Linked DNA regions of Homo sapiens: region 2 is linked to region 1. A link is a contact called in ENCODE Hi-C or POLR2A ChIA-PET data. All regions are on one chromosome and are shown on one strand. The core of a region is the stretch at or near the end of the contact, and the rest is flanking DNA. Distances in the headings are between cores, read along the strand shown.

Region 1 (4,133 bases), core at 340-2,839:
CAGTCCCAGTACTCAAATACCCAGTCTGGGCTGGTGCTCTTTCTCTTTATTTTTATAACACCTTGTGCATGCCTTTCATGAAAATGTAATCATCTGTTCTCTTTTCTGTCTTCCTACTAGACCCCCGGCTTCCAGTGATCTTGAGGGAAGGGACAGATTCTTTTCATCATTATGCCCCAGAAAGTGGCTAGCACAGTATCTGTCACAATACATCTGTTGAATGAATGAAGTAATTAATAGCAATACTTGCCGGAGTATATCCCTGTGATATGGACAGGAGACAGGAAAATACTGGGTAGAAGAGAGTGGTTCCCTGGCAAAGGCCCCACCCTTAAGCCTGGAAACCTGTGGCCCTAAACAAATGTTCTTAAAGAAACTGAAAAAATGAATTTTTAATTAATTTCATTCTAACTCTAAACAGTCACATGTCGCTACCATACTGGACAGCTCAGACCTAGGTATCAACTGGACTAATGAAGTGGTTTCCTAACTTAAACTTAAATTGTAATAAAAAATTTAAAACGTTTTTATGAACTTCCAATAGGATCGCAGTATTACTTTTAGTACCTGTCACCTCTGTAAAACTCCTGAATTATAACTCATCTACACACATTTGAAAAACAGCAGTATCTGTATGTGTGAGATATGACTGGTTCTAAATGATGCCTGGAGACCCCATGGACTTACAGAGACCCTTCCAGTGATTTCTGAGGTACCTGGGAATCTGTGGCCAATAAATTGGTAATCACTGAATTAGTGAGTTTTTTAAGAATATCAGGCTGCATAAAATCTGACAGCTTGATTGAAAAAAAGCGGGAAAGGGTGCCATTTCATTCAATTAAGGTCCTGTATTAATTCCGTTTAATAAATGTTTGGTCTATCTATGATGTGCTAGCCACTGTGCCAGTGAATGGATATAGCTATGATCTGACTTGCAGAGGAAATCCAAACTAGTACCTTCCGTGCAATAAGGGATACACTGCAAGGCTGCACAGGGTGCTACTGGAGCACAGAAGTGAGTCAGAGGCTTCCCACAGACACACAACACGAGCGGAAACAGAAAGTCTTTATATATCACCATAACGTCAAGGAACACCGGCTGGGAGTTAGGAGAGCTGGGCACTAGGAACGCTTTGAAACTGAATAGCTGTGGGATTTCCGAGGTTATGTTGCTTCTCTACTATATTTTAGTTCCGAAGCTGTACTAATGTTTCTCTTTCTTTTGCTCTTGGTGGGAAAAGCACAATTTGGGGTCAACAGATTCGGCTCAGGTCCGAGTCGCCTGCTGGGACCACGTCGCCAGGAAACGACGTCTCCCGGACACCTTCCCTCCCCGTCAGGCTCTCTGCAGGGATTCACCCCGTTCCCTCTCCCAACGACTCCCGGGCACGCCTCCGTTAAAGGTGAAATATGCTGCTCCTGGGGAGCAAAGATAACCCGGAGGACCAGGGAAGGACCTTCCCACGCGCACGACTCGCGATCTTCCCAGTGCCCCAGAGCCAGGGACCCCACTGCCGCCTACCCCAGCCGCAGCACCGAACCTGTTCACAATTGCGACTCCTCAGGTCCGCTTCCACACCGCCGGAAACGGAAATTCACCGTCGCGCCGACTCGCGGGGAGGGAAACAAAAAGGCAGAAAAAAGAGACCGGCGCCTGGACGACTTCCAGGGGAGAGCTGGAAGACTAGTCAACAGCTGTGTGCGGGCGCCGGCGCCGTCTGCGCAGTGCGTTCCACCGGGTCCGCATCCCTCCCGATTCCGCCCCACCCTGCCCTCGGAATCCGCTGCCTCAACTCCCGCGGTGGGACTCCGGAGCAGCGTACACCGCCCTCGCCTTAGTCCTCCGCGAAGGCCAGGGCAGCTGTGCGGCCTGCCGCGGATTAGTTGGTGCGGTGCAAAAGCCAGAAGGAGACACATTTGGTCCTGGCCACCCCGGAGTCACCGTGCCCGGGACAAATGGACTATGGCTCGACTGGGAGTCGACTTCCTTCTCTTTAAAGATGACAGATGAGGGAGATCTCAGGTTCTGGGGGTGCCCTAAAGCCCTCTTTTGGCAGGAAGCGGTGGCTCATGCCTGTAATCCCAGCCCTTTGGGAGGCTGAGGCGGGAGGATCGCTTGAGCCCAGGAGTTCAAGACCAGCCTGGGCAACTTAGGGAGATACCCCCGCCCACCGTCTCGCAGGAAAAAAAAGAAAGGAAGAAAATTAGCCAGGCACGGTGGCTCACGCCTGTAATCCCAGTATTTTGGGAGTCCAAGGCAGGAGGATTGCTTGAGCCCAGCAGTTCAAGACCAGCCTGGGCAACACAGGGAGGCTACCTCTCTCTCAATCAATCAATCAATCAATCAATGCCAGCGTCGTGGCGGGCGCCTGTGGTCCCTGTGGTCCCAGCTACTCTGGAGGCTGAGGCGGAACGATCGCTTGAGCCTTGGAGGCGGAGGTTGCAGTGAGCTGAGATCGAGCCACTGCACTCCAGCCTGGGCGACAGAGCAAGACACTGTCTCAAAGAAAAATAAATAAATAAAATAAGGCCCTCTTTTTCCAGGACCAACAGACTCTGATGGCAGGGACAAACTGACCCAGCCTAAACTGCCTCGCCTTCCCTGCTCCCGGGAAAGGGGCTTTCCCTGAGGGAAGGTAGCATCTTGCCATTTTCTTCCTGCACAGCTTTGCCTTCCCAGGGATCGGCCCATTGCCACCTGAGGAAATGCCTTGGAGTCCATCTAACCCACAGCCCAGGTACTTGGGACGCCTACAGAGCCTACATTGTCAGAGGATGCATCTTCTTCTAGTCTTGGAGGGGTTCCTTTCAATAAGATCCCACCAGTGCACTCAAGGCTCAATTCTACACCAAAAAACTAGGCCCACTCCTGTCACCGAGACCCCCAGGCTTCAGGTCCTGTCACAGTGACCTTGTTTTCGCCCCCAGCAGCCCCCAGGTATTCACTCTGCATAGGCTATATACTGGGTGCTAAACAAGAGAGGCTACCCACGTGGTGCATGCTTCCCTTATCTGTGAAGAGCTTAGGATGTTGTAACTTCTTCACACTATGCCTCTTACTTCATGGAGATGTCAGTATCCGGGTAGATAATCCTTCCAACATCCTTTTGATCTCATGAAGCCCACTCCTGTCCTCTGCCCTACCTCAGCTTCCCCCTCCCTCCATGATCAGACCTTAGACCTTGTCAGGTCCAAGGACTGCAAACCCCACAGTAGCCCACTCTGACCACCACCTCCTAGCTATCCAGGTTACTCCCTATACTGCCCTGAAACAAAATTCTTGCAACCTTACCAGTACCTCCAATCCAGATCTTACTACCTTTTCACTGTTTCTTCCTTCCTTTATGACTTTTCCCTCTCTAGTGAGCGAGCTTAAACTCCATGGCCAACCATTCTCATTGGTCCCTTGCACACCTCCTCAACTCACCCACCTCCCTGTCACCTCCTATCTGCTTAGTAAGATGGGAGCCCTGGATAAACTCAGCTCTCCATCTATTCCATGCCACAACGATGCAACTAAACATGGCTGGAAGAAAACAGGACCATGCCAGCAGTCCTCACTTTAATCATTCTTTTTCCGGTCTATTCAATCTCCCATTGTTCCAAATGAGTATTTCGCACTTCTTCCTCTCTGTTCAGTCCTTCCTACTGCCTCCCCCTTCCTTGCCTCCTGAAAAAAGAAGGGAAAAAAGACCTTTTGAAAAAAGAAGGGATAGGTGTCCACAACTCAGTGTGAAGTGTTTAAAAAAGAGCCACACAAGCACGAAGAAAGCCAGAAGTGAGTAACCTGCAGAAAAGTAGGTAAAGGTTCTGATCTGGATCCAGATGAGAAATGGAATAGCAAGTTAAAATCAGGAAATATTTTGAAGAAGATAAATGTTCCTGGATATCTTTGAATACTTGGTAAATTATTAAGTTCTTATATATAATAAAGCAAGATTGTAGGTTTGTCTTTTTATTCAGGTATTTGAGGAAAATGTGTCTCCAAGGACTATTGAAATCTGAGACATATGTTGTGGGTACATTAAGGAGAAAGTATAGTAGTGTTTAAGAATTTAAAAATATATTTAGGTCTCATCTTGTAAGTCAGCCCTTCTCCTTACATTAACTATATGACTCCTTCATAGTGGATT
Region 2 (4,000 bases), core at 818-3,317, 91 kb after region 1:
TCCTCTCTCTAGCCCCTGGCCTTGACGTTAGTGTTATCTCACCCCTAACTACAGAGGCTCCATTATAGCAGGTCCTGAAGCTGCCAATTCTGTTACCTACCTTGTCTGGTTCTACAGGGGGAGTCTGGGAACTTCTGGAGCCCTTCTATGCCTTTTAAGAGGAAAGGCAAGTTTAGGAGTGGGAACACAGGCCCTCTTTCTGTGGAACCATGCCTCTCTGCCGCCTTCCTTGTTCTGTGGTAGCACCAGGTTGGTGTAAGCCATTCTACACCACAGTCTCTTCTCAGAGTTCTGAGCTAGGACTGGGGCACAAGCCCCCTCTGCTTTTGCATCTGGCTCTCCCCCAGTTTATGTACCATATCCTCTTCTTTCCTCTTCCAGACTGTGGCCCGGAGGAGGCAAGCCAGGACACAAGTGTCTGCCCACTTGCTTTTGCTACAATTTGCCTTCTGTTATTTTTCCCACAATCCACCAGGCCAACAGGAAGAACTGCTTCTATATCAGGTTTTCCTCTATCCCCAATAAGGAGGTATTTAGGCTATATTAGTTGAATAGTAGAACCAGATATAAAGAAGGGGATAGAATGGCTGGGCATGATGGCTCACAACTGTAATCCCGGCACTTACGGAGGCCGAAGCGGGCAGATCACTTGAGGCCAGGAGTTTGAGACCAGCCTGGCCAATATGGCAAAATCCTGTCTCTACTAAAAATACAAAAATTAGCTGGGCGTGGTGGTGCATGCCGCAATCCCAGCTACTCTGGAGGCAGAAGAATTGCTTGAACCCAGGAGGTGGAGTTTGCAGTTTTCTAAAGGGAAAGAAAACTATTAATATTTTCAAAATATTATCTCTATTATGCTTGTATAAAGAGTTCAGTAGCAATGAAAACCTGACCCATGGAAAATAGGAAAACTTCTTCCCTTTTCCCTCTTTCCCTTCTTGCCATCTTTCTTAAAGCCCATAGACTTCACAAATAACTTAGCAACTAAAAGGTCGTAGTTTTGGAAATGGAAGGCAGGTCATGTGATTCACTGGAATTTTAATTTTCATGGTAATGATAATAGCTGCCATTTATTTGAACTCTATGTACCAAGTATTGTGCTGAATTAATTTAATTTAATTTAATTAATTTAATTCTCCCCAAAGCGCTATTACTATACCATTACCCCCATTTAGCAGATGAGAAAACAGGCTCAGAGAAGTTAAGTAATTTTCCAAAATCCTATAGCTGGCACTGGAATTTAAAGCCAGTACCATTAGACTACAGGGTCCATGCACTGATTGACTACCCCTCCTAAACTGCCTTTTGATGAGGGATTCATATTTCTGTTTTCTTTGTAATTGCCACATAAGGCATTCAATAAAACACTACTTTATGCTCAGCTGCACTCAGTTTTGCAAGCTTCCAAGGATCCCTTGGTGATAAAGGAGTAATGTGGCACTTAAAACCTGGTCTGATATTGGCATGCACCCTAAAAATGCTGCTGGTATTACTGAGGGAACCAGCCGCTTGGGACTCTTACCTTCCTAATCGCTTCTTAAGGGAACTTGTAATGAATCTAATTGGAAGCATCTACTTAATTCCCTACAAGATAATATCACATAAACCAGAGCAAGAAAGGTGTTAAAATCAATAAATGAGAGAGAAAGAACTGAAAATATAGAGCTAAGGATAGGAGGGCAGGCAGGGCATTGTATATTTGTAGCTCAGGAGAAAAGTCTGGGGCACTTTTTGATAACTGCTGTATGTGCAAAAAAATGTGTTTGGGTGTGGGAACTATGAGGACGTATGTTCCTTTAGACATCTGATAATCTAAACTATGGTAATTTCTGTGGGTATCAGTGAAAAATCTGTGCTGCTGATCTGTTCAAAGTGCAGCACTATGGGCAGATTTCAGATCATACTGAGAATTGAGGCCGTGTGACTGTGATCAAGATTGTACTGGAGCCATCATTTGGTTATTCATTTACCCATTACGGAGTTGAGCTGGGGCTGGGCACGGTGGCACACACCAGCAATCCCACCACTTTCGGAGGCAGAAGTGGGAGGATTGCTTGAGCCCAGGAGTTTAAGACCAGCCTGGGCAACATAACAACCCTGTCTCTACAAAAAAATATTTTAAAAAATTGGGCTGGGTGTAGTAGCTCACGCCTGTAATCCCAGCACTTTGGGAGGCAAAGGTGGGTGGATCACTTGAGGTCAGGAGTTCAAGACCAGCCTGGCCAACATGGGGGAAACCCCATCTCTAGTAAAAATACAAAAAAATTAGCCACGCATGGTGGAGCACACCTGTAGTCCTAGCTACCCAGGAAGCTGAGGCACAAGAATCACTTGAACTTGTGAAGCAGAGGTTGCAGTGAGCCAAGATCAAGCCACTGCATTCCAGCCTGGGCAACAGAGTGAAACTCTGTCTAAAAAGAAAAAAAAAATTTAGCCAGGCATGGTGCCTGCCTGTGGTCCCGTCTACTCAGGAGGCTGAGGTAGGAGGATAGCTTGAGCCCAGGATGTCAAGGCCACAGTGAGCTGTGATTGCACCATTGTACTCTGGCCTGGGAGATGGAATGAGACTCTGCTTCTTTTTTTCTTTTTTTTTTTCTCCTTTTATGGGTAGGACTTGGGTGGGTGGAGATGATATGATGGGGATGGACATTAGAGGGGAAGTCATTAGTGAGCAGAGAGCTAAAGATGGGAAAACGCGGTGTGTGTTCCGGGGTATGGAGAGTTATTTTCTCCAGCTAGACTTTCAGAAGAAGGAAAGAAAGAGAGACAAAACCAGAAGAGCTGAACAGGATCAAATTGTGTAAAATGATGACTGCTAGGACCCCAGGACCAGTGCTCAGTGTGAACCACAGTGGCACTGGGAGGGCCTGGGAGTAGGAAAATCAGTGAGGAGGCTCTGAGCTTGGGTGGGGCAGAAAGGGTAACTTTTTTATGTTTGCTGCTTCCGAGGCTGCAGTAACAATACAGTCCCTCAGTCACCTCTTCCCTCATGGTTGTTCCCACTGTGTGTCTTGCTGGTTTCTCCTCTTGGTAAACCTCCACCATCCCCCGGAGTTGTATCTTTTGTCTTCCTCTCCTCCCCAACCATCTCCCTTCATTACATATCTTAAAAATGTCTTTTATTTTTATTTATTTATTTTTTGATATGGGGTCTCACTCTGCTGCCCAGGCTGGAGTGCAGTGGTGCAATCATAGCTTACTGCAGCCTCACCCTCCAAGCCCAAACAATCCTCCTACCTCAGCCTCCCAAATAGCTGGGACTCCAGGGGCACACTACCACACCCAGCTAATGTCCTTTTTTATTATTTTTATTTTTAGTAGAGACAGGGTCTTACTATGTTGCCCAGGCTGGTTTCAAACTCCTGGGCTCAAGCAATCCATCTGCCTCAGCTTCCCAAAGTGCTGGGATTACAGAAATGAGCCACAACACCCAGCAAAAAATGTCTTTTAGCAGTTTGGTTTTAGCTCACATTTCTGGGGAAATGGTCCTCAACGTCTCCTCCAGGGAGCAATGTTATCAGGTTGGTAGTGGCAGCTGCCAGACTGCAAAGAGTAAAAAAGGAGGCTCTGAATTAGAGGCAATGACCATGCTGAAAGGAGAAGAGAATAAGATAGGCTTTTATTTTTTTTTCTCTTTTTTTTTTTTTTTTTTTTTTTTTGAGGCGGAGTCTCACTCTGTCACCTAGGTTGGAAAATGCAGTGGCGTGATCTCAGCTCACTGCAACCTCCACCTCCCAGGGTCAAGTGATTCTCGTGCCTCAGCCTCCCAAGTAGCTGAGATTACAAGCATGCACCACGATGCCTGGCTAACTTTTTGTATTTTTAGAAGAGACAGGGTTTCACCATGTTGGCCAGGCTGGTCTTGAACCCCTGACCTCAGGTGATTGGACTGCCTTGGCCTCCCAGAATGTGGGGATTACAGATGAAGATAGGCTTTTAAATCCTGGGGTCAGCAGTCTTGGAAGAAGCCAAGTCTGGAGAGAAGCTATGGGGTATTACA

What was found. A loop is a pair of places that touch in the nucleus more often than their neighbours do. ChIA-PET counts read pairs that join two places held with the same protein, here RNA polymerase II (POLR2A). Pooled maps may share reads with other maps.
Region 2: a pooled map shows a loop between it and region 1 (3-fold over the local background). The contact joins the enhancer-like site here to the promoter of ASAH2B in region 1. A Hi-C loop is called at or near these places in 1 of 168 maps with a recorded cell type or tissue (CD4-positive, alpha-beta T cell), 5 of 37 single-sample maps with no recorded cell type and 8 of 50 pooled maps. POLR2A ChIA-PET finds 5 or more read pairs at or near these places in 1 of 52 experiments (CD4-positive, alpha-beta memory T cell).

The regions. Positions count from the first base shown.
Region 1 is chr10:50,737,392-50,741,524 of GRCh38, reverse strand. It overlaps ASAH2B (N-acylsphingosine amidohydrolase 2B), which reads right to left and starts at 1,589. Exons shown (of 6, transcript NM_001321958.2): 1 at 1,542-1,589.
Region 2 is chr10:50,646,783-50,650,782 of GRCh38, reverse strand. No RefSeq gene overlaps it. Among named protein-coding and RNA genes, the nearest start is that of SGMS1-AS1, 24 kb to the right of the region's middle. RefSeq lists enhancers at 1,736-1,795, 2,006-2,155, 2,176-2,335. Within about 2 kb of position 2,067, at least 3 of the 41 ENCODE cell types and tissues checked have a DNase peak (open chromatin) inside an H3K27ac peak, as active enhancers do.